Regions from separate parts of the Homo sapiens genome. Here region 1 is linked to region 2. A link is a loop called in an ENCODE intact Hi-C map of the cell type or tissue named here. Cell type or tissue: IMR-90. All regions are shown on one strand. Links, peaks and the distances in the headings refer to the core of each region. The heading gives the core; the rest is flanking DNA.

The links. A loop is a pair of places that touch in the nucleus more often than their neighbours do. Peaks named below come from ENCODE experiments on the same cell type or tissue, not always from the same donor. Only the 100,000 strongest peaks of a DNase experiment are listed, where the experiment ranks them.
Region 1: it touches region 2 in a loop (4-fold over the local background); 11 of 110 quality-filtered maps call a loop at or near these places.

What each region holds. Positions count from the first base shown.
Region 1 is chr17:58,110,956-58,126,303 of GRCh38, forward strand. No RefSeq gene overlaps it. Among named protein-coding and RNA genes, the nearest start is that of OR4D1, 30 kb to the right of the region's middle. RefSeq lists a silencer at 9,293-9,587. In IMR-90, for the core only: no CTCF peak of the experiment used is centred there; a DNase peak (open chromatin) is centred at 9,456; H3K27me3 peaks cover 549 bases.
Region 2 is chr17:58,440,847-58,456,194 of GRCh38, forward strand. The region is part of intron 5 of HSF5 (heat shock transcription factor 5); the gene reads right to left. Among named protein-coding and RNA genes, the nearest start is that of RNF43, 31 kb to the left of the region's middle. RefSeq lists an enhancer at 5,165-5,759. In IMR-90, for the core only: a CTCF peak has its summit at 6,836 (motif pointing left); a DNase peak (open chromatin) is centred at 6,815; H3K27me3 peaks cover 239 bases.

The DNA of each region.
Region 1 (15,348 bases), core at 5,033-13,032, 330 kb before region 2:
GCTGTGCTGGGGCATGCCAGGTGGGCCACTCACTTCTTCCCACAGTTTTCCTTGATTTGAACCCTTACAAATCTTCCCTTCTAACAACACATCTTGGGGTCATTTGGTTTCCACGTGGTGTGAGCACATCATTTAGGTATCAGGTCTATCTCTGTGTGTGTGTGTGTTTTCCCTCCTCATTAGCTCTGAATAATTAAAGTAGCCAAAGCCACAGGTAAATAAATACAAATGGGGCCACTGGAACTGGGAGGCAGCTCTTTGTTTTAAGATGGCCATAGACAGAGTATCAGTCTGCCACCCAGGCTGGAGTGCAGTGGCGTGATCTCGGCTCACTGCAACCTCTGCCTCCTGGATTCAAGCAAATTCTCCTGCCTCAGCCTCCTGAGTAGCTGGGATTACAGGCACCTGCCAACATGCCCGGCTACTTTTTGTATTTTTAGTAGAGACGGGGCTTCACCATGTTGGCCAGGCTGGTCTCGAACTCCTGATCTCAGGTGATTCGCCCACCTTGGCCTCCCAAAGTGCTGGGATTACAGGCGTGAGCCACCGTGCCCAGCCCAGAGTTCATTTTAAAAAATACAGCAAATGAAAACACCAAATAATTTATTTTAGTGATTCTTATACCCCCAAGAACACCTGAGTTAAAAATAAACTGGTATAGGAGAAAAGCAGTTGTCTCTGACGTGGTGGCCCTCACTTTCTGCTCTGTTCCTTAGCAGAGGATTAAAGGAAATGAAAGTGTGTCTATGAAAGTGCTTGCCAAACTATCAAGCACAATCAAAATGTAAACTCTTACGCTTAGAAGGAAGGGTACAAAGTAATTTGAAGTCACATTGTCACTTGGCCAGATCCCTTGTGGCAGCCTCAGTTTTCTCATCTGGAAAGTAGGAATAAAAACTATTACCTCGAGGACTAAGTGATGACATAGGCAAAAGCACTTTATGAATTTAGCAAATGTTTAGGGAGCTCCTCCCTTGGGCCAGGCACATGGCTTTTCTTCCTTTCTCTCTCTGGGCCTCATTTTTCATCTAGGAATTGCAGCGTTTGGGCTGAGGGCTCTCTTTGTTCCTGCCACTCTGACTTAGCCTTTAGGTTTCTGTCTGCAGTTATAATTCAATCAATCAATCAATGCAAACTTACTGATCATCAGTCAGGTGCCCTGTGCTGTGAAGGCCACAGAGAAGCAGAAATCAAATAAACATTTACCAGCTTTGTACTTTTATCATCTTGAAAATTAGAGTCCCTGGGGTTTTTGTTGTTGTTTACTTTTATTTTATTTTATTATTTTATTATTTATTTATTTTTGAGATGGAGCTCGCCCCGTCACCCAGGCTGGAGTGCAGTGGTGCAATCTCGGCTTGCTGCAACCTCCGACTCCCAGGTTCGAGTGATTCTCCTGCCTCAGTCTCCCGTGTAGCTGGGATTACAGGTGCCAGCCACCACACCCGGCTAATTTTTATATTTTTAGTAGAGACGAGATTTCGCCATATTGGCCAGGCTTGTCTCAAACTCCTGACTTCAGGTGATCTGCCTGCCTCGGCCTCCCAAAGTGCTAGGATTACAGGCGTGAGCCACTGCGCCTGGCCTATTTTTATTTTTTATTTTTATTTTTACTTTGAGACAGAGTCTTGCCCTGTCACCCAGGTGGGAGTGCAGTGGCGTGATCTCAGCTCACTGCAACCTCTGCCACCTGGGTTCAAGAAATTATCCTGCCTCAGCCTCCTGAGTAGCTGGGATTACAGGCGCACGCCACCACACCCGGCTAATTTTTGTATTTTTAATAGAGACGGGGTTTCACCATGTTTGTCAGGCTGGTCTCGAACTCATGACCTCAGGTGATCCAACCTGCCTTGGCCTCCCAAAGTGCTGGGATTGCAGGCGTGAGCCACTGTGTCTGGTTACCTATTTTTATTTTTAATGTTTTTTTTAATTGACAAGTAAATATTGTATGTATTTATGGTGTGCACCATGATGTTCTGACATATGTATACATTGGGGAAGGAGCCCTAGTCTTGAAAAGAAGTGTCGTAAAGCAGCTCGTGCCTGGCACTTTTCAGTAATGTTTAGTTTCGTCCCAGCAAAGTCCCAATTCATTTCATGGTACCTTTGGTTGTTTGTCACTACAGTGTAAAGTTCTGGAAAGAGCGATCCATATTGTAATCCCCTTTGTGTTCACACTGCCCAGCGCAACGTTTTGGGCACAGGTGCTCAACCATTAAGTTTTGAACGAATGTAGTTGAACTCTCATGGAGAAGCAGCACCATCTTCTGGCTGAAGTGGGTAATGCTGCACAGGGCCAGAGAGCGGCTCAATTAGAGGCTGGCAATCAGAGGCTGGCAATGGATGCGCGCGTGTGTGCGTGTGAGCGTGTGTACATGTGTATTCAAGTGGAGATGAATGCACTCTTTCCTCAACTTTGCCATCCTCTACTATCAGAGTTTTAGCCTGAGGATGGTTGAGGCATCCTGGCCTCTAGAGCGAGAAGTTTGCTTTAGGGAAAACCTAATCTGAATTCACCCGTCTGCAATGCGGCGAATCAGGCCCAGAGAAGTTAAGGCTGGCTCAGGGTCACCCTGCAAGGTGGTGGCAGGGCCAGGCTGGAGTCTTCACTCCTGACTCTTCATCCAGGACTCTCAGAATTCCAGGGACCACTTTCCTCCTGAATGCTGAAGTTTTTGCCTTCCTAAAGCCATAATCTTTGTAGTGGATGTAGAACTCGGGAAAAGTCATTTGGTTATTAATGGTTGCAGACAGGGAGCAAAGATGGCAAGTTGAAGGAAAAAGCATTTATTTATTGAACATGCTATGTGCCAGGTACTCTGTATGTACAGACTACCATTTGTACAATGGAGATAATAATAGCAGCTCTTTCAGAGCATTGTTGTAAATAAAGTAATATAAATGTAGTAATATATGTAAAATGCTTACATATACTTAAAGTTGCTGGAATATCACGAGCACTCATATGTTTTAGTTTCTACGTCAGTTAGCTTTTCTTGGATGCAATTATTTGGAAACAGTCTGATCCTTTTAGGTCTTGCTTTTGTTAGGGACCTCCAGAGGAGTGTTCTGTCTAGGACCAATTATTCCCCACTATTGAGGCATGGCCTTCCTGCATATTCTACTCAATTCCAGTCTAGCTGGAGGCAGCGGGCACTGTTTCTGGCTCTGTGTGAGTCCTGGGCACTGTTCTCTCCTCCTTTCAGAAGGACCTCGGGTGGTTTCATCACACGCACGAGCTGATGAGTACACTGCTGAATACTTGAGGGGCACCCTCTGCACATCTCTGAGGCTCTCTGTGCAGCTCTCTCCTCCCCAGTACTCTGTCCTAAGAACTCTGGCCACCTTGATCTCCTGGGACTCTGCTGTGTCTCCTCAACTCAGAAGCTCCCTGGCTCCACCTGGGTTCCCTTTGTCTGTACTGTGGCCTGGAAACATTTTTCTAGGCTGTGAGCTGGGGTTGTCGTGGAGTTCATGTGGTTTTCCCATCTCTCGCATCACCATCCTTTGTGATCCACCCAATGTCCAGATTCTTGCCTGGTTATTCTAGCTGTTTCATGCAGGAAGATAAATCAGGTTCCTGTTACTTCATCTTGGGCAAAGCCTAAGCCCATCAATTGATTTTACAGCTTTAAACAGCAGCCATCTATTTACTCACGATTGGCAGGTTGGTGATTTGGGCTGAGCAGTTCTGCTGGCCATGGCTGGGCTCACTCCTGGGCCTGCAGTCAGCCTCATGTCAGCGAGGTGGCTCTGTTTCCTGGGCATTTGCTGGCTGTTGACTGGAGTGAAGAAAGCAACTGGGCCATGTGTCTCTCCTCCTCCAGCAGGCTAGCCTGGGCTTGTGGGTTCCTAGAGCATAAGAGAGCAAGCCCCTGTGATGAGCACTTTTCACGTCTATTCTAGAATCACTTTTGCTATTGTCCCTTTGTCCAAAGACAATGATCCACCCAGATCCAAGGGGTTGAGAAATGGACTTCACCTCTTGATGGGAGGAACTAGGAGGTCCCACTGCAGGGGCATAGGTACAGGTAGGCAAGAATGCATAGCCATTTTTGCCATGCCTATCATAGCTATTCCTATTCCTTTGTAAGCCTCACAAGAAGCCAGGAGGTTGATCTTATTATCGACAATTTACGGAAGAGAAAACTGAGGCTCAGAGAGGTTGAGAGACTTGCATAAGATCTCACAGCTAGTAGGAAGCAAAGCCAGGATTTGGACCAGGGTCTGCCTGCCTCTGAGCCTGGTGTGGTGTGTGTGTGTGATTCTGTATTCAACACCATCAACTGTTTATCCTTGGCCCTGGTCCCTGATGTGAGGCACTCCCTGAAGCTGCCCATGCTCCAGATCCTTCCTGACACTCTCCCACTCCCAACCCCAAACAGAAGGCCATGGCCCTGGGCCCCTCCTGTCAGTGCCTGTGGGGCCTGTGGACACTGAAGGAGATGTCTGTGTGTCAGTGTCTCTGTGTAGGGGAGCTCACGGGGCTGATGACCTATGTCCCCAGCTAGCGTGTTCCTCAGTGGGTCGTGAGTTCCTTCCTCTCTATGCTCCTCTGTTACTCCTGCCTGGGCTGTTTCAAAAGCCTCCTCACCTCCCTGGCTTCCCTGTCCCCATCCCTCCCTCGGGTTGAAGCCAGGTGGGCCCTTGAGGGTCCACGCTTGATGGCAGTGCTCTTCCATCCTCGGTCCTTCAGTGGCTTCTGATTTTTTTCCTAGATAAACACTAAATTCATTTTCCCAGCACCCAGTCCTTCCACGATCTCACCCTAACCTACTTTTGTGCTTTATTTCTGAACACCCATGCTAATGTCCTCCGTTATTGAGTCAAGGGCACCATGGCTTTGTCCCCCTGGGCTGGCCCCTGGGTGGTCCTTCCCTCCATCTCCACACACCCACTCCTCCTGCCTCCTGCACCACCCACCTGCGCTCCAGGCTGTGTGTGATGTCTGATCATTTCATTCAGGCCCCAACTTCCTGAGAGGGCGGACTGTCTTATTTGTGTTTGACCAACTGAGAAAGCCCAGGCCTGGGAGGGGATTGGGAGGACTCTCTGGCTTTGTGTGGTACTCTCAGCCCAGTGAGAGGCACGGGAGCCTTCCTGGGACCTCCTGCTATTCTAGCCCAAGATTGGTGCTGCAACGAAGCAACTGGACCCCTGTGGCTGAATAGCACCCTGTGGACTCCGTAGATATGTCCACTGCTCCTCGTGACCTTGGGGGAGGGGAGAGAGTGCCCATAAAGGCTAAGTGTGTATGCACCAGTGGGGTAGCAGAGAAGTTGGGGCAGGCCATGAAGTGGTGTGGAGGGGCTCAGACCAGGGGCCAGTGAGGGGCACTGCTTTTGGTTGGGGTAGTCACCAATGCTGCTCACTGAACATTTCTTTTCCCCTCCAGGCACGCATTGAGGTAGGTGGACCACGCACTTACCTTGACTAATGGAATGTGGATGAGTGACGTCTGTCACATCTAGGTGGGAGCTGTAAGAACCCATGCTGAATTGCCACAACCCCTACCCACCAAGATGAATGAAGTCTCATTAACCTGGGTTCCCAAGGGATGAAGATAAGCAGATCCAACTGCCCTCCCATGCCCAACATGAGATTTGGGGTTCATTTGTTACAGTGACATAACGAACCCATCCTGAAGGTACACTTGAAGAGGGCAGGATTTCAGAAGTTGAAGGAAGTGGAGAGAAAGCCTTAGTGGATTTCCTGGCACATGTGTCGGCCTCAGAGAAGGCCTGGAGGGAAGGGGAGGGGTCTGGGAAGACAGAGACTACTTTTGGCTCTCTGCCTCTCTCCAGTTGACCCTAGTTCTTGGGATTTGGGGATGGTAACACTGATGTTTCCCCATAATGCAACCATGCTCCATCTCCCCAGACCTGGATTAGAATCTTGGCTTGGCCATGCACTGGCTTTAGCCTTGGGCAACTCACCTTAGCTCTGTTATGATTCAGGTTCCTTGTCTGTAAAAGGGATTGGAGAGCACCTATCTTGAGGATTTGAGGTAACACATATAAAACACTCTTCTTTTCATGTGGTGGACACTCACTAGCTGGCTGCTGATTTTTATTCTTTTTCTTCTCAATCTACTATTCCCAGTGGTGGGGTGGGGAGTGGGAGAGATGGACTACAGCCATCTGAGACCACCCTCCCCACTCACCTCACTTTGCTCAGCTGGCCTGAGCTATTGATGTTGCCAAGACAATGATGACATGTGGACCATCCCCAAAAGATGCTGTGGTCTGTGATCAGACCCTTTGGTCTGCCTGAGTGTGAGTGTGTGTGTACACACACACATGCATGCACAGGCAGCCAAAGTCAGAAAAAACAATGGCCTGAAATTAGCAAAAAAAAAAAAATTGTTTCTGGAAAAATTTGCACCAACTGCTTGGGAATCTGAAGATAAAGGCAGGCACAGGCCAAGTCAGAGATCAATGGGCCTAAAGCAAGTAATGGCAATGATGATGATGGTGATAGTGATGGTGATGGTGATAATGATGGTGATAATGGTGATAGTGATGGTGTCAGTGATGGTGATGATGGTGATGGTGACAGTGATGATGGTGATGATGGTGATGCTGCCGATGATGGTGATGCTGGTGATAGTGATGGTGATGATGGTGATAGTGACGGCGATGATGATAGTGATGACGGTGATGGTGACAGTGACAGTGATGGTGATGATGATGGTGGTGATGGTGATGTGACAGTGATGGTGATGATGATGGTGATGGTTACAGTGATGATGATGGTGAGGATGATGGTAACTACATTTGTTGAGCTCCAGCAGATGGATGTAATGGTTCAGAGCCGGTCTCTGATGTCAGCAAACCCTGGGTTTGAATCCTCTTCTGTTTCTCCAGGACTTGAGAGGCATATTGGTTAACCTCTCAGTTACTCTTTGGTAAATGTGGAAATAGTAGTCCTTACCTTTTAGGCTTGTGAAGATGAAACGAGATAACATGTGAATTCTCAGCTTGGAGCCCAGTATACAGCAGCACTCAGTATGTGGCGAATTTTGTTAGGACAATATTACTCTTGGGCTAGGTACTGTGCTGAGCACTTCACATACATCTCCCCAAAAGGCTGTCATGATAGTATTAGGATCCTCATTTTGCAGCTGAGGAAACAGAGAACAGAGCCTGCATAGCATCCCAAAGTCACTTAGCTTCTAAGTAAAAACCAGAATTTGAACCCTGGTTGATCTTACTCCAAAGCCTTAGCCTTAGGTATAAAGGCTTGTGGTAGGTTTTTCATGATAGCAAAATATTAAAAATATAATTACCACCAGTAGGGGATTGGTTAAACAAGTTACAGGACATCCTCACAATACACACAGTTGCAAACAAAGTATTTAGGAAGATTTTCAAGATATGTTAAGAGAAAGAACACAGTATAGAACAGTGTACAGTATATTACTATTTCTATAAAAGAGGGTGATTAATATATAAATGTATGTGTTTGTTTATATATGCACAGGACACACAAGAAACCAATGACATTAGTTGCCTATCAGGAAGGGAACTAGGTGGCAGGGTGACATGGATGGGAGGGATACTTTACTATGTACCTTTTTTTTTTTTAGATGAAGTTTCACTCTGTCACCCAAGCTGGAGTGCAGTGGCACGAACTTGGATCACTGCAACCTCCGCCTCCCAGATTCCAGTGATTCTCCTGCCTCAGCCTCCCGAGTAGCTGGGATTACAGCCGTGCACCACCACGCCCAGCTAATTTTTGTATTTTTAGTAGAGATGGGGTTTCACCATGTTGGCCAGGGTGGTCTCGAACTCCTGATCTTGTGATCCACCCACCTTGGCTTCCCAAAGTGCTGGGATTACAGGCACGAGCCACCATGCCTGGCTACTACCCTTTTATATTTTTGTGTGTGTGGAGATGTGTGTGTGTTTTTTGTGGTTCAGAGCTGATCTGTAAATTAATATGTAAATAATTAACGTGATTTCACTGACTTCATTTTTTATCACCCTCCCCCACTCTCAGTCCCTACAGCTTGGGTTCTTGTGTTCCTCAAACATTCATTCCAGCCCAGGGCCTTTAAACTTGATTTTCTCCATGAGACCCTCTTCCCCTGATCCTTGCCTTTCCTTCACCACATTCAAGTCTCTGCCCAGATGCCATCCTTCAGAAAGGCCTTTCCTGACCATGTGACCCGAAATAACCACCACTGTTCATTGTTGCTTTATTTTCTTTACATCACTATGCACTGTCTCAAATTATATTATTCTGTTTTTCTGTGTATTTACTTGTTTCTTTTCTATTTCCCCCACTAGAATGTAAGTTCCAGTAGGACGAAGATTTTTTTCTGTTATATATCTTAGTGTATGATACATGATAGATGCTTAATAAATATTTGCTGGTGGAATTAATGAGCAGATAAGCATAACCTTTCTCTGTGATATTTATCACAGATAAATATGTTAATTTATTAATCAGTTAATTGAACATATATTTATCGAATGTCTAACATATTATAAAACAGTCAAAAGTCCCCATCCTCATGGGGCTTTTATTCTTATTGATTGAGTCATTTATTTACTGACACACAACTACAAGCCAGGCTCTATGCTAGGTACTTCAGAAGAGACAATGACAAAAAGCAGGTGTTTTTCCTTTAAGACATTTGTACTTGTTTAAGGAATAGGGATGGGAGTGGGAGTAGGAGTGGGAAAAGATTTGGTTGCACAGTACAAAATCTGAAACGTTAGGTGCCGTAGGGCTGGGAATGAAGACAGGGGAAGAAAGACCTTATTTGCATTCTCTGATGTCTTAGGCTCTAGGGAGAGTGATGGAAATGGGAGTAGGAGTGGGGAAAGATTTGGTTGCACAGTACAAAATCTGAGATGGTGCTGTAGGGCTGGGAATGAAGACGAGGGAGAAAGACCTTATTTGCATTCTCTGATGTCTTAGACTCTAGGGAGAGTGACAGAAATCAGAAGAGAAGAAGAAGTGTTGATGGACAAACAAGTGGTCCAGAATTTTAACAGAAGAAAACAGGAAAAATTGTATTAGACTTTACTTTCTACCAGAGATGCAGGCAGGAAGCAGCCCTATGTAGCGCCTACTGTCATACTCATAAGACACCAGCTACACACCATGAAACAGGGACCTCAGTCACAAAACATCCTGTCTGAAAGGTTCATGCATGTCACACAATAGGGGCTTAAATAAATATTTGTTGGGTGAATTGAGCACATAAGTGCAACCCTTTGCTGTAATAAATTTGTTAATTAATTGAACAAAAATTTATTCAGTGCCTACTATGTGATATTTTGTGGGGAGGAGTTTTCTAAGCCCGACTTGGAGGAAGACCATGGATTTAACCTGCAAGGTGTCCACTGCCAGCCTTGACGGGCCCTTCTGGAGGAACTTGCAGGGTGAGGTGAGCGTTGGGAGCTTTTTTAGGTGTCTGTAGCCATGTGCTACTGTCCATGGTCCTGAAACACCACCATTGCTCTTTAGGACACGAATTCTTCTTCTAGCACAAGAACATTGGTGACTTGTGTCCAGCATCTTTCAAAAATCCTGAAACAGGTAAGGAAGAAGAAGGTAGAGGAATATAGGATATGCGGGTGGGAAGAGAATACACAGAGGCTCTTAGAAAGGCACAGCCCCAAGAGAGTGTCAGGGAGTTCTTTGGCTTTGAAATATTAATATGTATTCACTTCCACCATGAAGGAAACCACCCTAGACCTAGAACACGGCCAAGACACTGTAAAGCTGAAGAATAGGGAGAAATTTCTGCATGAGGCTAAGCAAAGGTGACTATGAACAATATTGGGACGGCAATATCAAGATGGCTCAAGTGAAATACTAGTTATTATATCAAAGAGTTCATAATAAAATTAAGCCATATGGAGAATTTTACATATTTATTACATACTCATTATATAATATGTATAATATATAAATTACATATTTTATGTCATATATAATACATTGTATATATTTTATATGTAATGATAATATACACTATATGTAATATTCCTCATAACATATTCATTATAAAATTAAGCCATATGGAAAAGTTTAAAGAAGAAACAAACCACCCAGTTCTGTCACTCTGAAATATGATAGTTCAGGCCGGGCGTGGTGGCTCACGCCTGTAATCCCAGCATTTTGGGAGGCTGAGGCAGGCGGATCACAAGGTCAGGAGTTCGAGACCAGCCTGACCAACATGGAGAAACTCTGTCTTTACTAAAAATACAAAAATTAGCTGGGCGTGGTGGCGCACGCCTGTAATCCCAGCTACTCAGGAGGCTGAGGCAGGAGAATCTCTTGAACCCAGGAGGCAGAGGTTGCAGTGAGCTGAGATCGTGCCACTGCACTCTAACCTGGGCAACAGAGCGAGACTCCACCTCAGAAAAAAAATATGATAGTTCATCAAATCTAGGTTTTGATTATACTTCAAATCATTTTTTGTATCACTAAAAAAAACCTACCAATTAAACCATAACAAAATGCTTTACATAATCTAGAGTTTTTATTAAAAGAACTGTTTTAAACTTGTATAAATATATATTTTATAGCATGTTACTCATATACAAACATAAACAAAAAATATAAGAAATAAATTGGTCCAATATATTTCTAAAACACCTTCACATTTAGCGTTCAACTCTTCTGAATCACCTTTTGGCTCAGTCGTTGTGTGTGTGTGTGTGTTTGTGTGTGTGTGTGTGTGTGTGTGTGTGTGTGAATACAATATCCTTTGTGCATCAAGAGTATCAATGATGCAGCATTTCTTAAAAGAGTGCTCAGCTTCACGCCTGCAATCCTAGGCCTTGGGAGGCCAAGGCGGGCGGATCATGAGGTCAGGAGATCAATACCATCCTGGCTAACACTGTGAAACCCTGTCTCTACTAAAAATACAACAAATTACCCAGGTGTGGTGGTGGGCGCCTGTAATCCCAGCTACTCGGGAGGCTGAGGCAGGAGAATCACTTGAACCCGGGAGGCAGAGGTTGCAGTGAGCCGAGATCACACCACTGCACTCCAGCCTGGGCAACAAGAGCGAAACTCCGTTTCAAAAAAAAACAAAAAAACAAAAACGAGTGCTCAGCTATTGTCTCTGGACTTTATTTCCAAGGCACTGCTTGGAGTTTTGATGCTGGAACTTGCTTGATCTTACCAGAAGATGTCAGCAATGACAACTACTTCATGGCTGCCACCTGGCTGTCAGCCATTGTGTGGTCACTAGATTTCAGAGTTGTTTATATGTGAAAAAAAAAAAATCAGTATTTTAGAATGGGTGAAGACAGTAACTGGTAAACATTATTTCAAATATCTTTCTGTGCTTATAAACAACAAGAAGAATAAATGGATAGAAAGAGAAAGTTTTACATAAGGTTAGACAAAAATGATTTTGTAAAAATTAATCACTACATTTTATCAAAAATGCAAATTAAGCTTCTGAAATTTTAATGAAATTCAACAGAAGAAAAATAAATTGAAGTAGATCTGAAGGAATGGCTATAATTTAAATAATGTTTCCACCCCAGGAGATATTAATTACTAAAAGGATTCTTATAAGGGTAAGGACAAGTGGTTATAAAAACCATAAAATCATAAAGAGGTTGGAGTCATTGATTTTTCAAACCTCACACATTTCGATTTCAGACAGTATTGATTGATCCCCCGCTATAAAAGGTGAGATGGTTAGCACAGTTACACTTCCTCCCTCCTCCCTTTGCCAATCTCCCAATTTTGTTGCTTATGTTGATTTTTCTCTTGTTGGGATTTATATTATTTATATTCTGTTTTGTAATTGTAATTCCTAGCATTTATAATTAGTGTGTAAAGCTGACTTCCCAATCTTTTTGCACTGTCTTCATTTTTTTTTTTTTTTTGAGACAAGAGTTTCGCTCTTGTTGTCCACGCTGGAGTGCAATGGCGCAATCTCAGCTCACTGCAACCTCCATCTCCCAGGTTCAAGCGATTCTCCTGCCTCAGCCTCCCAAGTAGCTGGGATTACAGACATGCACCACCAAGCCTGGCTAATTTTGTGTTTTTTTTTTAGTAGAGATGGGGTTTCTCCATGTTGGTCAGGCTGGTCTCGAACTCCTGGCCTCAGGTGATTCACCCACCTCGGCCTCCCAAAGTGCTGGGATTACAGGCGTGAGCCACCGCATCCGGCTCTTCTTCATTTTTAAGTCCTTTTGGCTTTGTAATGACATCTTTTCAAAGTAAGACATGCACATAGTTTAAAAAGTCAAGTTTTACCACTTGGCCCTAAATGAAAAATTGCATTTCTCTGCTCCCTATTTTCACTTATCCAAACCTCACAGCTCTGAGGGAGTAATCCCTACCTTTTACAACGATCTCCTTTGTTGTCATGTTCACAGCCCCCAAACAGTGACTTCTTGCTATGGCAGCTGAGCTTTTCGATGATTTACTAGACCTCTCCTAACACACATATACATACACTCAGCATCCTCTCATCCTCCACATATAATTATCACCACTTTTCATTAAATCAAGATCCAGTGCAGAGGCCTGCCAACATATGTGACAGCTGTACTGGATCATTTTTTATCACCTAGGAGGTGATAAAAATATAATAATCATGAAATAAAACAAATATGTAATAGTAAGGAAAAGAAACAGTGAACCTTTTTTATTGAACTTCATATAACTAATAACAGTAAAAAATAAAAAATGAATATTGCAGTACTAAAAAAGGAAAAGCAATCATCCTAATATTGCGTCTTTTTTAGTGTAGGTGCCTTGGATGCACCAGCTTGTAATTTTTTAGCTTTTTCAGTAACTTTATGTAATGTTGAAGGTATTATACATTTCAAGATAGAGCCATACATTGCTTTTTTACATTTTTTCCTTACTGAAGTCCACTGGATTAATATTGTTTCATGTTAGTATGGGTACCTCACTTCAAGTTTCTTTATAAAATTCAGAGTAATTACAAACTGAATCAGTTGCTGGTTTCACAACAATATTACAAATGACCGCAAGTTCTTCCAAGCTCCTGCAGGACAAAAAGCACAACTATTTATCAAAGAATTCTTATATCTATGTAACAGAATTTTTGTCTTTAGTTACAATCTGATATATTAATATTTTAGGTTAGTAATTGTTCAATAACTATTAAGTGATCTTTAAAAATAAAACAAATGTCTCCAAAGGGTACCATTTAGGAAAGTACTAATAATAACACTAATTATACATTACATTTTTCTGGATTCATTCTTTAGTTTTAAAAACTAATAATTAATGGCCGGGCGCGGTGGCTCACGCTTGTAATCTCAGCACTTTGGGAGGCCGAGGCCGGTGGATCATGAGGTCAGGAGATAGAGATCACCCTGGCTAACGTGGTAAAACCCCGTCTCTACTAAAAATATAAAAAAATTAGCTGGGCATGGTGGCGGGCGCCTGTAGTCCCAGCTACTCGGGAGGCTGAGGCAGGAGAATGGCGTGAACCCGGGAGGCGGAGGTTGCAGTGAGCCGAGATCCCACCACTGCACTCCCAGAGCGAGACTCCGTCTCAAACCAAACAAAAAAAAACAAACAAAAAAACCTAATAATTAAAAAAAAAGAATAAATTTTAGGCCAGGCACAGTGGCTCACCCCTCCAGCACTTTAGGAGGCCGAGGCAGGTGGATCACCTGAGGTCAGGGATTCGAGACCAGCCTGACCAACATGGCGAAATCCTATCTCTACTAAAAATACAAAAATCAGCTGGGTGTGGTAGCGGGTGCCTGTGGTAGCGGGTTCCAGCTACTCAGGAGGCCGAAGCAGGAGAGTTGCTTGAACCCGGGAGGCGGAGGTTGCAGTGAGCTGAGATGGCACCATTGCACTCCAGCCTGGGCAACAAGAGCGAAACTCCGTCTCAAAAAAATTTTTTTAAAATTATTTAAATTAAGTAAAGCATATCATATATGAACAAAAACTGGCATTTACCAACCAAAAATATTATATTGTACCTTTTTGTTTGCACTGTTTCATTATTTTTAAACTCCAAGTGATTTGCACAGAATGACAAGATGAAGTAACTCAAGTTCTGTTTCTTTGTCGTTACAATACTGTGCTTGAATTATTTTTAATCTACTGTTTAAAAGCAGGAATGTGTGGTACCACAGGGGTAGAGACATAAACTGCACTAGAAATGAACCTGAACAATGATTCTGAACTATTATAAGTTTACTCTCAAACAATTGCCTGTAGCTGAATCTGTGTGTGTTGAAGATGGAATGTACAACTGGGAGTTGCTCAATTAGCTTTCATGTAAAACATAAAATGTTTATTAAAGGATAAATAATAAGAATGTGTTCATTTGAAGCTTGCAAATATAATGTTAAAGCTCAACAGTAATTTCAGAAATTATTTATAAATTATAAATTAGACAAACAAAAAATTTTCAGTGGGGGGAAAGAAGAATTTTATAATTGACACTATTTAGAATTGCTAGTGCACAGTGACAATGAAAACCACACTGACTTCTAGTTTTGTGATAGTTTTAAAGTTACCCTCAGTAATGCACTTCTTATTGCCAGCGCTTGAGGCAGACCGCTCTCACCATCCATCTTTGGTATGCCATTGGTTCGGCGTTTATATTATCAAGGTAATGCAATTAATATTGATAGTTGAGTCATAAACTGTACTATAATTACATTCCAACTTTTTTACTTCCTGAAGTTAATAATTGCCTCTTTTTTTGTTTGTGTTGTTTTCTATACACTAGTTCATTCTGAAATTTTCCACCAGAACTGAAAATCTTCTTTGAATTTTTGTTCAGACACCCCAAATGATCTATCAATTCTGCTTTTCTCTTGATATCAGTCCTCTGGGAGCAGTACATCATCCTACCACAAACTGGACAGGTTACTTCTTAAACACATTGTCTTCCTGGAAGCAGTTATCTTCCTGGCACTTCTCTTCACCACTGCCTAAGAAGTTTCCATCATTTTCCTTTTGTGTTGATTCTCACGTCTGGATCCCGTGTTTTCCTTCTTTATTCTCTTCATCATGCCGTCACAAAAGCACATCTTTCAGTAGCTTTTGGAGAAAGGGTGTGTGGGAGGTAAATTTTTAAAACCTGGCATATCTGAAAATATCTTTGCCTTTACAGCTTTATGTTTTCATTTTAATTTTGAATTAACATTCAGTAAAGTTGACTTTGTAGACAATTTTATAATTTTTTTTTTTTGAGATGAGGTCTTGCTCTGTCACTGGAGTGCAGTAGAATGATCACAGCTCACTGCAGCCTTGACCTCCCAGGCTCAAGCGATCATCCCACCTCAGCCTCCCAAGTCACTGGGAGGCTGCCACCACACCTGGCTAATGAAAACAGTTTTTTAAATTTTGGTAGAGACAGGG
Region 2 (15,348 bases), core at 2,823-10,822:
AGCACATTAGACCTAGTCTCAGAGAAAGAGTGAACATGAAGGTAGAAGAAATAACTCAAAAAGGAAATGTGGAGGAAAAAAATATGAGAGGTTTAAAAAAATTAAGACATAGGGAATTCAGGGAATAGGAAAGATGTGAACAACATAATCAACACTTAATCTAATTGACAGATAGAACACTACATTTAACAACTGCAGAATACACATTACTTTCAAGTGCAAATGGTATATTCACCAAGATAGACCATACACTGGGCCATGAAACAAGTCTCAATAAATATAAAGGATCAAAATTATACAAAATGTATTCTCTGACCACAACACAATTAAATTAGAAATCGATAACAATAAAGTAACTAGGAAAACCTCAAATATCTGGAAATAAATATAAATTTATTTAAATATCTGGGAATAAATCTAAAAATGCATGAATCAAAGACAAAATCACAAGGAAAAAGAAAATATTTTTAACTGAGTGATAATGGAAATACAACACCAAACTTTGCTGGATGCAGCTGAAGCGATGTTTAAAGGGAAATGTATAGTTTTAAATGTTAATCTTAGAAAAGAAGATCTAAAATCAGTGACCTGAAGTTCCACCTTAAAAAATCAGAAAAGGAAGAAGAAAGTAAACCCAAAGTGATACGAGAAAGGAAATAATATAGATAAGAGTAGAAATCAATGAAATAGAAAACAGACAATGGAAAAAATTAACAAATACAAAAGTTGGCTTTGAAAAGAAGTAGGCAACAAAAACTTGATCATTCCAAAAAAAAAGCATATCCCTGAGGACCACTTCAGATGAGTCCATGAAGGATAGTGAACCAGGAAGAGCCCTCTTGGAAGGGAACGCCAGAGGTGATGGAGACAACAAATAGAAAAATACTCCCAGAAAGCAAAAGCAGGGCTTCACTGATGGGCTAACCAAGGAATTTATCCTACTGTCAAGGCAGAAAATCTTTGCAGTTTCCATCCAGCAGGATTTGATAAATGCTGTGAAACAGCGACTGTTGTATGTTTCCTATTTTTCTCTTTTTTGAGTGAAAGTTTTACTTGTTACATATCCTATTCTAATACTCTAATTTGGGTATGTGTGAGTGAGGGGGGAGGATGGATAACTTGTTTTTTATGTTACGAGACAAAGAAGAGCCATCTAACAGAAAAGAATTTCATAATACTCAAGAGATCCTGACTTTAAGCAGGATGCCATAATTGTATGGGTCTTTGGCATTGTCTCTCTTGGGGAGAATGTGAGCATGTTCTGTGTATACTAACATGGCTGTGCTCTGATAATTGGGTAGTCAAAGCAGTGGATTTGGCAGAGGCTGTCCCCCAGAAGTCATTTACCTCTTCTTCCATGGTGGTGGAATGCTTAGGTGGGTACATGGTCACCTAGCCAAAGATTTCTTTTCCAAAACTACCCTAAAATTAATTGGCTGTGGCTATGTGATCAAAGTCAAAGAGTTGTAAACATACAGGATGTATATAACTTTTCACCTTATTTCAAGGGTGAGGTCCTCCAGTACAGTGTTGAAGATAAGTAGGGAAAGTGGCCATCCTTGCCTTGTTCCCAGTCTCTGGGGGGTAAATGGTTTAGCTTTTCACCATTATGATCTTTACTGTACACACTTTATAGATACTCTTTTATTGGTTTGAGGAATTTTCTGCCATTCCTAGTTTGTTGAGAGTTTTTACTATAAAATAGTGCAAAATTTTGTCCAATGCTTTCCCTGCATCTATTAAATGGTCATAGTTTTTCTCGTTTATATTGTTAATATGGTGAATAACATTAACATTTGAAAAATAAGCCTTGCATATCTGAGACAAACCAAGTAGAGTTTGTCTCATAAGTGGAAGAGATGGGCTAGACTTAGTTAGTCCTTTAATTCTTTTTTGTTTGTTTGTTTTTGTTTGAGATGTAGTCTCTGTTGCCCAGGCTGGAGTGCAGTGGTGCCATCTCTGCTCACTGCAACCTCCACCTCCCAGATTCAAGTGATTCTCCTGCCTCAACCTCCTGAGGAGCTGGGACTACAGGCATGCAGCACCACACCCAGCTAATTTTTGCATTTTTTTTTTTTTGAGACAGAGTTTCGCTCTGTTGCCCAGGCTAGAGTGCAGTGGCAGTGATCTCGGCTCACTGCAAGCTCTGCCTCCCAGGTTCATGCCATTCTCCTGCCTCAGTTCCCGAGTATCTGGGACTACAGGCGCCCACCACCACGCCCGGCTAATTTTTTGTATTTTTAGTAGAGACGGGGTTTCACTGTGTTAGCCAGGATGGTCTCAACCTCCTGACCTCGTGATCTGCCTGCCTTGGCCTCCCAAAGTGTAATTTTTGTATTTTTTAGTAGAGACAGGGTTTCACCATATTGGCCAGGCTGGTCTCGAACTCCTGACCCTGTGATCCACCTGCCTTGGTCTCCCAAAGTTCTGGGATTACAGGTGTGAGCCACTGCATCTGATCAGTCCTTTCATTCTTAGTTCCCCAACTTGACGACTGCTGAAACAGAGATTTCTAAGTCCCACCCCTGTCTTTCATTTTTTTTAAAGGAGAAACATCCAATTTCTACCTACCAACGCTCTTCAGAAGGAGGCAAGGATATGTGGATGTGTTAACTACTCTATATATGACCCGTTAATCAACTTGCCTGCTCTCGAGCCCTCTGCCTCAACCCATCCCCTACCAACCAACCCCATCCCTCAGTCTCAAGCATCTCTTCCTTTGTATACACTCAGGAAAGCATCTTGTCTCTGAACCTTTGAATATACTGTTCTTAAATCATAATCAGAGGTATCTATCCTTTAACTTTCTTTTTAGTTTCTCTTGTTATATTAGTTCAGTAGTCTAGTACGTGTAACCATAAAGTAATGAGAATAATTTTTAACAAATATACCCAAACTTATATAAGAGAAACTTTTCCCTCCGGAGTATTATCTGAAAAGGTTATCTGCTTATTCGAGTGACTGTGCCATTACTAAGATGATGTAGAAAAAACATGTGGTTACGTCTGGGGAAGACATAAAGGGAACAGTATGGGGAGGTAGTAGTCAAAGGGAATTCTGGCCTTAGCAGTTCTTACAAGGAGAATGTATTTGTGCACTGTTTGTGAGATTAAAACTTAAAAGTAAAGATTTCATTTACAATAGCATCAAAGAGAATAAAATAGGAATAAATCTAACGAATGAGGCAAAAGACTTTTACACTGAAAATTACAAAACAGTACTGAAAGAAATTAAAGATGACACTAATAAGTAGAACACATTCCATGTTCATGGACTGGAAATATTGTTAAGATGTCTATACTACCCAAAGCAATCTACAGTTCAATACAATGCCTTTCAAAATCTCAGTGAATTTTTTTTAAAGAAATAGAAAAATTCATACTAAAATTCGTATGGAATCTCAAGGGAACCCAAATAGCCAAAACAATTTTGAAAAAGAACAAAGTTAGAGGACTCACACTTCTTGATTTCAAAACATACTACAAAGCTACAGTAATCAAAACAGTGTGCTACTGGCATAAATTCAGCCAAATATATCAATGAATATTCAATAGACTAAATATCACATATATTATTAAATGACCTTCAACAAGGGTGCCAAGCCCACTCACTGGGGAAAGGACAATCTCTCTATTTAACAAATGGTATTGGGAAAACTGGATATCCACATGCAAAAGAATGAAGTTAAACGCTTACACCATATATGAAAACTAACTCAAACTAACTAACTTAGGTCTTTAGGATTAAAGACCTAAATGTAAGACTTAAGACTATAACAATCCTAGAAGAAAACAGAGAGAGATAACTTCACGACACTGGACTTGGCAATGCTTTCCTGGATATGACACACAAAGCACAAGGAAAAGAAAAAACAGCAAAATAGACAGATGGGACTACATCAAACTTAAAAGTGTCTGCTCATCAAAGGACAAAATAGCATAAAAGGCAACTCACAGAATGGGAGAAAATATTTGTAAATCATATTCGCTAAGGGGTTAATATTCAGAATATGTTTTAAAAACTCCTACAACTGAACAACACCAAAAAATCAAACAAACCAATTGAAAAATGGGCAAAAGACTTGAATATACATTTTCCAAAGATGATATACAAACAGCCAATGAGTATACAAATGATACTAAACATCACTAATTATCAGAGAAATGTAAAAAAAAATCAAACCTATAATGAGGTATCTATCAGCTCATGCTCACTGAGATGGCTACTTACAGAAGCCTTCCTTAAAAAAATCCAGGAAATAATAAATGTTGATGGGGATGTGGAGAAATTAAAACTATTTTGCAATGTTGGTGGGATTATAAAATAGTATAGCAGCTATGAAAAACAGTACAGAGTTTCCTAAAAAAATTAAAAATTGGATTAACCATATGATCCAGCAATCCATTACTGGATACATGCAAATGAAATCAGGGTCTCAAAGAGATAGTTGGAGCCAGGCGCGGTGGCACACGCCTGTAGTCCCAGTACTTGGGAGGCTGAGAAAGGAAGATTATTTGAGTCCAGGAGTTTTGAGTCTAGCCTGAGCAACATTGTGAGGCCTCATCTCTTAAAAGGAAAAACAAAACAGATATTTCCACCCCCAAGTTCACAGTGGCACTATTCACAATAGTCAAGGGATGGAAGCAACCTAAATGTCTATTAAGAAATGAATAAACAAAATGTCATATGCACGTACAAAGGAATATTATTCAGCCTTAGAAAGGAAATCCTGTCACGTGCTACAACATGAATGAACCTTGAGAACATAATATAGTCACAAAAATACAAATGCTGCATGATTCCACTTATATGAGGTACCTGGAATAGTTAAATGCATAGAAACAGAAAGTAGAATGGTGGTTACTAGGAGCCAGGGGAAGGAGGAAAAGGAAAGTTGTATTTAATGAATATAGAGTTTCAGATTTGCAAGATAAAAATGTTCTAGAGATCTGTTTCAAACAATGTGAATATACTACTGAACTGTGCACTTAAAAATGGTTAAAATGGGGCTGGGAGTGGTGGCTCACACCTGTAATCCCAGCACTTCGGGAGGCCAAGGTGGGCAGATCACCCGAGGTCAGGAGTTCGATACCAGCCTGCCCAACATGGCAAAACCCTGTCTCTATTAAAAATACAAAAAAATTAGCCAGGTATGGTGGCAGGCGCCTGTAATACCAGCTACTTGGAGGCTGAGGCAGAAGAATCGCTTGAACCCAGGAGGCAGAGGTTGCAGTGAGCCAAAATCGCGCCACTGCACTCCAGCCTGGGCGACAAGAGTGAAACTCCATCTCAAAAAAAAAAAAAAAAAAAGGTTAAAATGGGGCAGAGGCAGAGCAAGACGGCAGTTTTGAATCCTCTAGTGATTCTCCCCCCACAGGAACATCAACTATCCATTCAAGAAAACACCTTCACAAGAGCTGAAGAAATCAGGTGATGAATCACAGTGCCTGGATTTAGCATAACAAGAAAAGACACATTGAAGAGGGTAGAAAGGACAGTCTCACATTGCCCAGAGCACCCTACCCCCAACCCCACGCAATGCAGCATAGAGAAAATCTGTACACTTAAGAGAGGCAAAGGGAAGTATGGGGGAGATTTTGCATTTGAACTTAGTACTGGTGCCATCGCAGCAAAATACAGCAAGGGGCAGAATCCTGTGGCCCTTGATTCCATGCCAGTGCCCATGGAAGGGGCATTCAGATCTGCCCTGGGCCAGAAGATAATCCACTGCCACAGTGGGAAGAAACTGAGTCTTGGCCTGATCCACTGTGGGCTGACTAAAGTGGCCTCAGGTCCTGAATAAATTTCCGTGGCAGGCAGGCCAGAGCAACAGTGGTTCTTGGGTGAGCCCTAACACTGTACTGCTGTGGGAGGCTGTAGGCTTGGGGTGCGACCCAACACAATACCAGTTGCAGTAGCTATCTGAGTGCCACGTCATCCCTGTCCCAGCTCTACACAGTAAAGTGTGGTAAGAGACTACTGTGTAAAAGAGAGAGAAGACCAGGCACAGTGGCTCATGCCTGTAATCCCAGCACTTTGGGAGGCCGAGGAGGGCGGATCATGAGGTCAGGAGTTGGAGACTAGCCTGACCAAGATGGTGAAACTCTGTCTCTACTAAAAATGCAAAAATTAGCCAGGTGTGGTGGCACACGCCTGTAGTCCCAGCTACTTGGGAGGCTGAGGCAGGAGAATCGCTTGAACCTGGGAGACAGAGGTTTCAGTGAGCCAAGACTGTGCCACTGCACTCTAGCCTGGGCGACAGAGCAAGACTCCATCTCAAAAAAAAAGAGACGAAAGAGTGCAGGGGACTCTGTCTAGGAACCTAGTACCAGCCCCACCACATTAAAACACAGCACCTGGCAGAACACCAAAGCCCCTGATTCCACTCTAGTGCTCCTGGATGGTGCTTCTATACCTACCCTGGGCTAGAAAGCAATCTGCCACCCCAGCAGGAAGGACCCAAGTCCCAGCCAGCTTCACCACTGTCTGACTAAAGTGATCTCAGGCCTGAATAAGTATCAGTGGCAGTCTGACAGTAGTGACAGAGGGTCTTAGGCAAGACCTGGTACTGTGCTGCTCTGTGATGCTGTGGGCTTAGGGTGTGATCCAGCATAGCACCGGCTGCCACAGCCATGGGAATACCCATGTCACCCCTCCCCAAACTCCAGGAAGTGCAGCATGGACAGGAACTCCTTCAACTTGGGGGAAAGAGAGGGAAGAGTGTAGGGGGACTTTACTTGAGAACCCAGGGAACTCTCCCTGATCTTCCTCAAGTTCATTAGGACTGGAGACTAGGAGTCTGCAAGAGCTGCAGCGTACGTGGGCTTAGGGTGCCCTCTACTGCTGAGTGGTTACAGTGACCACAGGCTTAGGGAACTCAACAGGCAGTCCTCTTTGAATTTCTGGAAGGCCCTCTGAAGGAGGACAGGTACAAACAGGGCCAGACTGCAAAGACTAGAATAAATACCTAACTCTCTAATGCCCAGATATCGACAAATGTCCACTAATATCAAGAACATTCATCTGGGCGCAGTGGCTCATGCCTGTAATCCCAGCACTTGGGAGGCCGAGGCAGGCAGATCACATGAGCCCAGGAGTTTGAGGCCAGTCTGGCCAACATGGAGAAACTGCATCTCTACTAAAAATACAAAAAATTAGCCAGGCATGATCCCAGCTACTTGGCAGGCTGAGACATGAGAATCACTTGAACCTGGGAGGTGGAAGTTGCAGCGAATTGAGATCAGGCCACTGCACTCCAGCCTGGGTAACAGAGTGAGAACCTGTCTCAAAAAAAAAAAAAAAAAAAAAGGTAGAAAGAAAGAAAAAGAAAAAAGGAAATAGTCAGAGGAGAAAAAAAGAACTAAAAGGAACAAAGAATGCCTATAAGATCTATGGGACAGAATTACAAAGAGCAAATATAAGACTCAATGGCCTTAAAGAAGGAATAAAGAAAAAGGGGTAGAAAACTTATTGAAATAAACAGTAACAGAACACTTTCTAAACCTAGAGAAAGATACAAATATTCAGGTACAAGAAGGTCAGAGATCACCAAGCAGATCCCAAATGAGACTACCTCAAAGCATGCAATAATCAAACTCTTAAAGATCAAGAACAAAGAAAGAATCCTAAAAGCAGCAACAGAAAAGAAGCAAATAACACACAAAGGAGCTCCAGTACATCTGGCAGCAGACTTCTCAGCAGAAACCTTACAGGCAAGAGAGAGTGGGATGATGTATTCTGAGTGTTGAAGGAAAAAAAAATTGCCAATCAAGAATACTGTACCTAGCAAAGCTATCCTTCAAACATGAAGGAGAGATAAAGATTTTCCCAAACAAAAGCTGAGAGAATTCATCACCACCAGACCTGTTTTACTAGAAATGTTAAATGTGCAACAAGAAAACATCTGAAAGTATAAAAATCGTTGATAAAAGTAAGCATACAGAGACATTCAGAATACCCTAATACTGTAATTGTGATATATAAACCACTGATATCTTTAGTGTAAAGCCTAAGACAAAACTATTAAAAATAATAAATACAAAAAGAAGAAAGATTAATAACTACAACAGTTTGTTAAAAGATAGGCAATATAAAAAGATGTAAATTGATAACATCCAGAAGTCAAAGTGTGAAGGGGGATGGAGTTAGTATAGAGTTTAAGGGTTTCTTGTTTGTTTGTTTCTTTTCTTTTCTTTGCAATCAAAGTCAAGTTGTCATCAGTTTAAAATAAATTATAACTGTAAGATGTTTTTTGTAGGCCTTGTGGTAATCATAGACAAAACCCATAACTGATACACTAAAAATAAAAAGCAAGGAATTAAAATAAACTACCAAAGAAAATCACTTACCCACAAAGGAAAGCAGTAAGAAAGGAAGAAAGGAGTTACAAAACAACCAGAAGAACTAACAAAATGGCAGTAATAAGTCTTACCTGTAAGTCATAACTTTGAATATAAATGGACTAAATTCTCCAATTAAAAGACATAGAGTGGCTGAATGGATTTTTTAAAAGACCCAACTATATGCTACCTATAAGAAACTCACTTCACCTATAAAGATACGCACACAATGTGCCGGGCACAGTGGCTCATGCCTGTAATCCCAACACTTCTGGAGACCGAGGCAGGCGGATCACCAGAGGTCAGGAGTCCAAGACAAGCCTGGCCAACATGGTGAAACCCTGTCTCTACAAAACCTGCAAAAATTAGCTGGGTGTGGTGGCAGACACCTGTAATCCCAGCTACTCAGGAGGCTGAGGCACGAGAATCGCTGGAACCTGGGAGGCAGAGGTTGCAGTGAGCTGAGATCATACCACTGCACTCCAGCCCAGGTGACGGAGTGAGGCTCCATCTCAAAAAAAAAAAAAAAATTTTTTTTAATTTTAAAAAGATATGCGGCCGGGCGCGGTGGCTCACGCCTGTAATCCCAGCACTTTGGGAGGCCGAGGCGGGCGGATCACGAGGTCAGGAGATCGAGACCATCCCGGCTAAAACGGTGAAACCCCGTCTCTACTAAAAATACAAAAAATTAGCCGGGCGTAGTGGCGGGCGCCTGTAGTCCCAGCTACTTGGGAGGCTGAGGCAGGAGAATGGCGTGAACCCGGGAGACGGAGCTTGCAGTGAGCCGAGATCCCGCCACTGCACTCCAGCCTGGGTGACAGAGCGAGACTCCGTCTCAAAAAAAAAAAAAAAAAAAAAGATATGCATAGGCTGGACACGGTAGCTCACACCTGTAATCCTAGCACTGTGGGAGGCCAAGGCAGGCAGATCACTTGAGGTCAGGAGTTTGAGACTGGCCTGGCCAACATGGTGAAATTCTGTTTCTACCAAAAAATACAAAAAAATTAGCTGGGCTTGGTGGCGTGTACCTGTAATCCCAGCTACTTGGGAGGCTGAGGCACGAGAATCATTTGAACCCAGGAGGCAGAGTTTGCAGTGAGCCAAGATCGCGCCATTGCACTCCAGCCTGGGTGAGAGAGTGAGACTTTGTCTCAAAAAAAAAAAAAAAAAAAAAAAAAGATATGCATAGAATGAAAGTGAAGGGATGGAGAAGAATGTTCCATCTTTTCCATCATCCAAACAAGAAGAGCATTAGCTATACTTATATCAGATAAAATGGACTTTAAGGCCAGGTGCAATGGCTCACGTCTGTAATCCCAGCACTTTGGGAGGCTGAGGCAGGTGGATCACCTGAGGTCGGGAGTTCGAGACCAGCCTGACCAACATGGAGAAACCCTGTCTCTACTAAAAATATAAAATTAGCTGGGTGTGGTGGTGCATGCCTGTAATCCCAGCTACTTGGGAGGCTGAGGCAGGAGAATCACTTGAACCTGGAAGGCAGAGGTTGCAGTGAGCCAAGATCGCGCCATTGTACTCTAGCCTGGGCAACAAGAGCGAAACTCCATCTCAAAAAAAAAAAAAAGGACTTTAATTAAAACCAATAAAAAATAATGATAAAGGAGGCCAGGCACAGTAGCTCACGCCTGTAATCCCAGCACTTTGGGAGGCCAAGGTGGGCGGATCACTTGAGGTTAGGAGTTTGAGACCAGCCTGGCCAACATGGTGAAATCCTGTCTCTACTAAAAATACAAAAATTAGCCGGGCATGGTGGTGGGCGCCTGTAATCCCAGCTACTTGGGAGGCTGAGGCAGGAGAATCGCTTGAACCTGGGAGGCGGAGGTTGTAGTGAGCTGGGATTGTGCCACCACACTCTAGCCTGACCAACAGAGTGAAACTCTGTCTCAGAAATAATAATGATGATGACGATAAAGGGGTTAATACAGCAGGAGGATATAAAAGTTGTAGGTATATACACACCCAACACTGGAGCACCTAAATATATAATGCAAATATTAACAAACCTAAAAGGAGAGATCAACTGCAAAATAATAATAGTAGAGGACTTAAACACCCAGCTTTCAGCAATGGACAAATCATCCAGACAGAAATCAACAAAGAAACATCAGAGTTAACTGTGCTTTAGACCTAATGGACCTAACAAACATTTACAGAAGATTGCACCCAACTGCTACAGAATATATGTTCTTCTCAACAACATATGGAACAATCTCCAGAATAGACCATACGTTAGGCCATAAAAGAAGTCTTAACAATTTTTTTTAAAACTGAAATTACGTCAAATATCTTTTCTGACCACATGCAATAAAACTAGAAATCAATACAGGAAGAACTTTGGAAACTGTTCAAATACGTGGAAATTAAACAATATGCTCATGAACAACCAATGGATCTACGAAGAAATTAAAAAGAAAATTTAAAAATTCCTTGAGACAAATGAAAGTGGAAATGCAACTACCAAAAACCTATGTGATACAGCAAATGCTGTCCTACGAGGGAAGTTTATGGCAATAAATGCCTACATCAAAAAGGTATAGAGACTTCAAATAAACAATATTATATTACATCTCAAGGAACTAGAAAGACAAAAACAATCTAAACCCAAAATAAGTAGAAGGAAAGAAATAGTAAAGATCACAGCAGAAATAAATAAAATAGTTTAAAAAACAATATAAAAGATCACCAAAACAAAGAGCTGTTTTTTTGAAAAGGTAAGCAAACTAAACAAGCCTTTAGTTAGACTTTAAAAAAAAAAAAAAAAAAGGACGGCCAGGTGTGACTCATGCCTGCAATGCACTTTGTGAGACTGAGGCAGGAGGATTCCTTGAGGACAGGAGTTCAAGACTAGCCTGGGCAACCTAGCAAGACCCTGTCTCTACAAAAAAAAATTTTTAAATTAGCCAAGCATGGTGTCACACACGAGGAGTCCTAGCTACTCAGGAAGGCTGAGGCAGGAGGATCACTTAAGCCCAGGAGTTCAAGGTTGCAGTGAGCTATTATCGTGCCACTGTACTACAGCTTCGCAACACAGTGAGACCCTGCCTCGAAAAACAAAGACAAAAAAACAAAAAAGAAAGAAAGAAATAATAAAAAAACCTCTAAATCAGAGTTGAAAAAGGAGTCATCACAACTAACACCAGAGAAGTACAAAGGATAAGAGACTACTATGAACAACTACACATCAACAAATTGGAAAACCTAGAAGAAATGGATAAATTCCTGAACACATAAAATGTATCAAGGTTGAATCACAAAGAAAGAGAAAACCTGAAAAGACCAATAATGAGCAATAATATCAAAGCAGTAATAAAAAGTCTCCCAGGTGGCCTCGCATGGTGGCTCATGCCTGTAATCGCAACACTTTGCGATGCTGAGGCAGGAGGATCACTTGAGGCCAGGAGTTTGAGACCAGCCTAGGCAACATAGCAAGACTTCATTCCTACAAAAAATTTAAAAATTAGCTAGGCGTCACCGCACCATCTGGGAAGTGAGGCGCACCTCTGCCCAGCGGCCGCACCATCTGCGATGTGAGGAGCACCTCTGCCTGGCCTCCACGCCACCCTCCAGGTGTGAAATGGCAGCCTTGTGTGTGTGATCTTTCTGCCCTCCCCAAGTTTGCATGTTCAACAGTGAAGTTTACTTTTAAATTAAAAGATTTAAATTGGGGAAGATAAAAAAAAAAATAGCTGGGAATGGTGTTGCATGCCTGTGGTCCCAGCTACTCAGGAGGCTGACATCAGAGGATTACTTGAGCCCAGGAGGCTGAGGCTGCAGTGAGTCATAATCACACCACTGTACTTCAGCCTGGGTGACAGAGGGAGACCCTGTCTCAAAACAAACAAACAAAAAGTCTCCCAGCAAAGAAAAGCCTAAGGCCTGATGGCTTCACTGCTAAATTCTACCAAACATTTAAGGCACTAATACCAGTTCTACTTAAACTATTCCAAAAAATTGGAGAGGAAGAAATATTTTCAAACTCATTCTATAAGGCCAGCATTACCCTAATACCAAAACCAGACAAAAACACAACAACAAAAAAAGAAAACTACAGGTCAATATCCCTGAAGAACACACATGCAAAAATCCTCAACAAAATACTAGCAAACCAGGCCGGGTGCAGTGGCTCACGCCTGCAATCCCAACACTTTGGGGGGCTAAGGCAGGCAGATCACTTGAGGTCAGGAGTTTGAGACCAGCCTGACCAACACGGCGAAATCCTGTCTCTACTAAAAATACAAAAATTAGCTGGGCATGGTGGCAGGCGCCTGTAATCCCTGCTACTCAGGAGGCTGAGGCAGGAGATTCACTTGAACCTAGGAGGCAGAGGTTGTGATGAGCTTAAGATCATGCCATTGCACTCCAGCCTGGGCGACAGAGTGAGCAAAACTCCATCTCAAACAACAACAACAACAACAACAACAACAACAACAAATTAAAAAGATCATTCACCATAATCCAAGGGGGATTTATCCCAGGGATGCAAGGAGGGTTCAACATATACAAATCAATCAATGTAATACATTACATTAACAAAATCAAGGATGAAAACCACATGATCATTTCAACAGATGCTAAAAAATCATTCAGTAAAATTCAACATCCTGGCCGGGCATGGTGGATCACACCTGTAAACCCAGCACTTTGGGAGGCCGAGGTGGGCAGATCACCTGAGGTCAGGAGTTCGAGACCAGCCTGGCCAACATGGAGAAACCGCGTCTCTTCTAAAACACAAGAAAAAAAATTAGCCAGGCATGGTGGCACGCGCCTGTAGTCCCAGCTACTTGGGAGGCTGAGGCAGGGGAATCACTTGAACCTGGGAGGCAGAGGTTGCAGTGAGCCGAGATTGCGCCACTGCACTTCAGCCTGGTGACAGAGTGAGACTCTGTCACAAACACTCTGCCTAGGAAAACCAGAGACCTTTGTTCACTTGTTTATCTGCTGACCTTCCCTCCACTATTGTCCTATGACCCTGCCAAATCCCCCTCTGCGAGAAACACCCAAGAATGATCAATAAAAACAAAAACAAAAACAAAACAAAACAAAAAATAAATAAAAAAATAAATAAAAATAAAAAATAAAATTCAACATCCCTTCATGATAAACACAAACTGGTCATAGAAAGAACATACCTCAACACGATAAAGGCCCTGTATGACAAACCCACAGCTAACATTACATTGAATGATGAAAAGTTGAAAGCTTTTCCTCGAAGATCTGGAACAAGCCAAGAATGCCCACTTTCACCACTTTTATTCAACACAGTACTGGAAATTCTAGCCAGACCAATTAGGCAAGAGAAAGAAATAAATGGCATCCAAATTGGAACGGAGAAAGTCTAATTGTCCTTGTTTGTGGATGGCATGATCATATACATAGAAAACCCTAAAGATTCCACCAAAAAAATTGGAACTAATAAATGAATTTAGTAAAGTTGCAGGATACAAAATCAACTTACAAATATCAGTAGTGTTTCTCTATATGCCAATAGTAAACTATCTGAAAAAGAAATCAAGAAACCAATTCCATTTATAGTAGCTACAAGAAAATTAGAAACAAACTTAACCAAGGAGGTGAATTATCCTCACAATGGAAACTATAAAACATTGATGAAAGATGTTGAAGAGGTCACAAATAAATAAATGGAAGGATATCGCATGTGCATGGATTGGAAGATTATTGTTAAAATGTCCATATTACCCAAAGTGATGTACAGATTTAATGCAAGCCTTATCAAAATACCAATGACATTCTTCACAGAAATAGAAAAAAAATTCTTAAAATTCATATAGCAATACAAAAGACCCCAGACAGCCAAAGCAATCCTGAGCAAAAAGAACAGAGCTGGAGGCATCACCCTACCTGATTTCAAAATACACTACCAAAGCGATAGTAACCAAAACAGCATGGTACAGGCATAAAAATAGACATCTAAATCAATTGTAACAGAATAGAGAACCCAAAAATAAATTTATACATTTATAGCTAACTGATTTTCAAAAGTTGCCAAGTACACACATTGGAGAAAGGACGGTCTCCTCAATAAATAGTGCTGGGAAATTTGGATGTCCATATGCAGAAGAAGGAAACTAAACCCCAATTTCTCACCATATATAAAAATCAACTCTAAATTGATTAAATACTTAAATGTAAGATTCAAAACTATGAAACTATTAGAAGAAAACATAGGGAAAATGCTTCATGAAAATGGACTGGGCGAGGACTTTTTGGATAAGACCTCGAAAGCACAGGCAACAAAAACAAAAATGGACAAATGGGATTACAACAAACAAAAAATCTTCTGCATAGCAAAAGACACAATACAATGAAGAGACAACCTACATAAAGAGAGAAAGTATTTGCAAACTATACATTTGACAAAAGGTTAATATGCACAATACATAAGGAATTTAAGCAACTCAGAAGCAAAACAAATAAAAAAACAAAAAACAGTCTGATTTTAAAAATGAGCAAAAGACCTGAATAGACATTTCTCAAAAGAAGATACACAAATGACCAACAGATATATGGAAAAATGCTCAATATCACCAATCATCAGAGAAATGCAAATCAAAACCACAATATCACCTCACCCCAGTTAAAATGGCTATTATAAAAAAGACAAAAAATAACAAATGCTGGCAAAGATGCAGAGAAAAGGGAACTCTTATATGCTATTTGTAGGAATGTAAGTTAGCATAGCATTATAGAAAAACAGTATGAAGGTTCTTAAAAAATTAAAAATAGAACCACTATATAATTTAGCAGTCCCACTACTGGATGTATCTCCAAAGAAGATGAAATCAGTATGTTGAAGAGACATCTCCACACCCGTGTTTACCACAGCACTATTTACAATAGCCAAGATATGGATCAACCTAAATACGCATCTACAGATGAATAAAGAAAATGTGATATATATATATATATGTGTGTGTGTATATATATATATGTGTGTGTGTATATACACACACACACACACACACACACACAC